Regions from separate parts of the Homo sapiens genome. Here region 2 is linked to region 1. A link is an interaction called in ENCODE POLR2A ChIA-PET data of the cell type or tissue named here. Cell type or tissue: endothelial cell of umbilical vein. All regions are shown on one strand.

Evidence for each region. Peaks named below come from ENCODE experiments on the same cell type or tissue, not always from the same donor. Only the 100,000 strongest peaks of a DNase experiment are listed, where the experiment ranks them.
Region 2: POLR2A ChIA-PET joins it to region 1 with 10 read pairs; 2 of 35 experiments call an interaction of 5 or more read pairs at or near these places.

What each region holds. Positions count from the first base shown.
Region 1 is chr10:51,467,150-51,469,649 of GRCh38, reverse strand. PRKG1 (protein kinase cGMP-dependent 1) reads right to left here. Exons shown (of 18, transcript NM_006258.4): 3 at 1,814-1,927. Among named protein-coding and RNA genes, the nearest start is that of MIR605, 170 kb to the right of the region's middle. In endothelial cell of umbilical vein, no CTCF peak of the experiment used is centred here; DNase peaks (open chromatin) are centred at 989 and 2,499.
Region 2 is chr10:51,380,178-51,382,677 of GRCh38, reverse strand. All of the region lies in intron 2 of PRKG1 (protein kinase cGMP-dependent 1), which reads right to left. Among named protein-coding and RNA genes, the nearest start is that of MIR605, 82 kb to the right of the region's middle. In endothelial cell of umbilical vein, no CTCF peak of the experiment used is centred here; a DNase peak (open chromatin) is centred at 1,097.

The DNA.
Region 1 (2,500 bases):
TTCAACATCTAGTTTCTTCTTGTTGAATTAGATTCACAGTGTCTATTTAAATTTGCCAAATCAGAGTACAATAGATGTTAGTGCAGACGAACATCATTATATAGAACTCTAATAAGAAAACTGATGTTTATGAAGCAAACAAATCATTTCATTAAAAATCTTTGCTGTAAAATTCATGTAAATAAACTACTTAAAATATTTCTTTAATAAAAATTCCATGTTTCATAAGATTAACTACCATGTTATTACCAACTGTTGGCTTTTGGAAATTTTGTAGTTTCAATTAGATTAAAGTATCAAGCAGTGTACAAGCCTGAAATATTTAAAAATTTTAAATACTTCAAAACAAAAAAATACTTATAATACTGAGATATCATCAAAATATGCTATTCTGGTCTTTTTTATCTTAAAAGGAATATATTTCTCATGAAAATGAAGCATGATTGTAAAAATTGTTTCACTTAATGGAGCCATGACTATTCTTTCTATAGTTAAGGTTCTTTTTAAGTAAGTTAAAAGTTGTGGCAGATTCTATTATGGTTCACTGAGTCTCATTCTTTGAGCTATGTAATTGAATGATCACTTGAAGTAAAAACATGGCAGCATCTATCAATCAAAAGAGTCCTATGCTTTCAGAGATCAAGAATCAACTGCCAAGGAAGACTCATCCTAAAAGGGGCCCATTTGCAATTGGTGTTACAGTGAATCCAATGAATAAAAAGGTGATTTCACTAATAAGATGTATAAGACAATTTCTGGGACTCCAGTTGGCCGTGCATTCTTATGTTTTTTTTAAATCCAATTTCATTGTTGTATTTTCAGTTATATGCTGTACTTCTGAAGGAAAAAACTAATACAAAAAGTAGTCAACGAGATCCAGATAAAACTAATTGAAATTCACAATGTACTTGTCATTTTGCCAATAGCATTTTTTTTAAATGACAAAACCTAATCAAAGTAATCTGTGACTGAAATCAACCACAGGAAAATGTGTCAGAAGGACTTTTCAAACATGAAATACACACGTTTGCCTAAAGATGCAATGAACCTTACATTGTTGACTTTTGAATTCAGCTCTGTTTGTTATACAGTCATTATATACTTATTCAGGAAGCAGATTTTTTTTAAAAAAATCTTTTTCCTTCTAACTATTGCAGCTGCTTCTGCCAAGCAATAAAAGTTGCTAGAGAAATCATATATACACATACATGTAAAATTAGGGAAACAAGCTGCTTTATTGCCCTGATTTAAAATAAGCTCAATCAGTAGAAAAGATAAATGCTATAATATACAGCTTGATGAGCAGCTGAGGGCAAAAATATACTCAGATGCAGTTTTAGAATTCAGGAGATATCTTACTCAATGATGTTTGAATGAGATGAAGGACATTTCTTCTCTTAATTTTTCTAAACCACTGAGTAAACAAGTGGAATTTATGTGAAGAATATAACCCAAAATAGACAGACATGTAAAAATTTCTTAAATATGATCCTGAGACTATAAAGAGAGAAAAGGACTTGCTCTTATTTGATTCAAATGTATAAAATTATATGATTTAAAAAATCCTAATTATGAGAAGTTATTGATTAAAGGATAATTTTCAGAAGTCAGCAAGAAAATGTAATTATACAAAACTGATTGTTAACAATCACCTTTAGTAGGAAAACAAATACATCAGCTATATTGCAGGGCAAAAATTAAAATACAAAGAAATAAAAGTATAAAGATTAAATGAATGGGCATTTTAAACAACATCTCAAAGGCCTAGGGAAAAGACATTGAAAATATTTTAAAAATATGAAAATAGTCTTACTCTTGACGGTCGCTGTCCGGGTACAGTTGTAAAGAATAGCCAATTCCCCAAACACTTTTCCTGGACCCATGGTACACAACTTCACACCTTCTTTTGTAACTTCAACCTTACCATCTAAAAAGGAGGAGGGAAAAACATGTTATATAAATTATTTCTCATGCTTCATTTGTTGCATTTTTAATGTGAAGAGGAGTGTTAGGCTCATTTGTAAAAATGCAGTTACCAATTAAAACAAAGTCACCACGAGGCAGCGCAAGAAATAAAACAAAATATGGAAGTTAAGAAAAGTACATATTTTCTTAAATTTACTACTGAAAAGATTTGATATGAGATCCAAAGAAACAACAAGAAAATATAGAGACAAACAGGCAAACATAATATTATTCCAAATCTGTTATTAGTAAACCACAGTAATTCCAATTTTAACGTAATTTTGAATCTGAAAGAAAACTTGAGTAAGTGGTACATTTTCTACAGCACACTTCATACTTGAAAATTCTCATTAGTAAGGCAGCTATTATGAAGAGGGGAATTACTTTGACCCTTTGCCATTATTTAATTCTGCTCATGGTATCTTTTTATTTAAAACATCTTGCCTGACTTGGCCAAGACTGTCTTATCTGCTTCCTAGCTCTGCAATGTTAACTGTAGGAAAAAACAAACTACAAGGGTTGAGGGAAAAGAAAG
Region 2 (2,500 bases), 87 kb after region 1:
TCAAGGCACTTTAAATAGGCACTTTGACACTTTCTACCTAAAGCATCTTAACTGACACAAATATTAATACTTACCCCACAGCATTGTTTGAGGTTGTTTTTAAAATGAGATGCTTATAAAGAAGTATGCATCTTACAATACAGAGTACAGATCACATAATAAGTGTAAAGTTGACGATATGTTTACTCTGATAATGGTGCCCAAAGGACTTGACCCAAAGCAGCATTATTATCTTCCATTAATTTCAAGAGGTTAAAGACAGCCCTTAGAAATTCCAACCTTACTTAATCACAGATGGGACTCAATCATTGGATCTCTGCCTTCAACTATACCTCAGCATTCAGTAGAAGATTTCATAGATACTACTTTGAAAGAGAAAATTCTTTTTGTTGTTCTCATATCACCTTATCTAAACTTTAAGAATAGCCTCCATTCTAAGATGTTAATAAACAAATTCATCTTTTCCCTTTTCTATATTATTCATAACTCTTTAAATTTGAAATTTTTTTCTCAATTTTAAGTCCTTTCAGACTCAGTCCCATCTTTCTTAAGGTCATGCCAAACAAATAATGATGTTTGAAATCTAATTACCAATTCTGACATCAAAAAGCATGAAAAAAAACTGAAGAGAACATTCGGGGGAGAAAAAAACCAACAACAAAAATAAATGCTTGATTATATTTTAGGTAGTCTGTTTTTATCCCTGACCATATGCTTTATTTCTGAATGTCTCTTTTCCTTCCAGAAAGGGAGGTACTTTACGGCAATCCCAGAGCTTGTGACACAAGGTAATACAGCTCTCAGCAATCAACAATGTTGTATGATAGGACTTCCATGTAATGCAATTATAAACAATCAAGCTAAAACATTAGGCATCCTTCTTGTTTAGGGTGACTTATAAATATAAATCTGAGCTGGAGAAATGAAAGCAAGCACAAGCCAAATTGTCTTAACTTCCCCATGGTATACATGTAATGTTTTCTTTTTTCAGGTTTCTGTTTACATATTCTTAGTTCTTTTCCATTTTAATGACTAAGCAATGAGTAGCTTGATTTACTAAATCTAACTAGAAAAAATTTCATTGGCTCAAGGCCAAAGTTTTGAGTCAAGAAGAGAGAAACTTGAAACTATAGACTAGATGTCCAAGTTCTGTGACTCAATTCTGCACTGGGATCTAGTAAAACTCATTTAGCAACTAAGCTCTCCATGCCCAGTTGTGAATCACTCAATCACTGCACCAAGAGAAGCAGCTATGATGACTGGTTTTACCTCCATGTGAGGGGTACTGATTGAGTTTCATTTCTTCATTCATTCATTCATTCACTCACTCATTTACATCATTTCCTCATGCATTTATTCCATACTTTTTTCATTTCCTTTTTTTTTTTTTTTTTTTTTTTTTTTTTTTTTTTTTTTTTTTTAAGATGGAGGCTTGCTCTGTTGCCCAGGCTGGAGTGCAGTGGCATGATCTTGGCTCACTGAAACCTCCACCTCCTGGGTTCAACTGATTATTCTGCCTCAGCCTCCTGAGTAGCTGGGACTACAGGTGTGTGCCACCATGTCCAGCTAATTTTTGTATTTTTAGTAGAGATGGGGTTTCACCATGTTGGCCAGGCTGGTCTTTCTGAAAAAACACACATTTACCCGTCCAAATTCAAAGAATGGACTCAGAGGCACAGTGAAAGTGAGACTTCTAATAGCAGTCTTGCAAGATGGGTGTCTGGTAGGCAGGCACACCCAGGGCAGTTACAGCAGATAATTTATCTCCCAGCACACAAGTTCTTCTCCCAGTTCCTCATTGGTCGAGTACTATGGGGTTACAATCTTCCTGGACGTCGCCTAAGTTTCATTATTCCCCTTATAAGGTTATACCCTGGCCCCCTTCCCTGGTTAAGTTTCAATTTCCCAATAACAAAACTTTCTTCCCTTTTATGGGCTGACCCCTCCTCTACATTCTGTTCACTTATTGTGACCTTTTAGGTGCATGAGCTGTGCCATTTGTTACATCCACAAGCTGGCTGCCAGTACTTAGATTTATCATGCCTTGAAAATGGACCATTTAAAATGTTTTCCCAGTCTTGAACTCCTGACCTCAGGTGACCTGCCAGCCTCAGTCTCCCAAAGTGCTGGGATTACAGGTGTGAGCCACTGCACCAGGCCTATTTCATACTTTTTCAACAAACAACTTTTAATTACTATGTGAAAGGCACCTTTCTAATTAGGATGATAGAGAAATAAACAAAATAGAAACAAAAAAATCTCTTTTTTCATGGAGATTATGCTTAACGGGGAGGCAACGGTGTTCTGGCAAACCACCTCTCCAAAATAAAAGCCCTCATTGGTAGCATTTGCCAATTTCCATGGTGTAAATACTCCCACTATGGATAATCAGCTCGCAAAACTCCCAAATAGTTAGCAATTTTCTTTTGCAAACTAGAGTAAGCAGGCTCCCTATACCACTGGTGGGAGATTAGACAATAAATAAGTAAAATATGTAGTC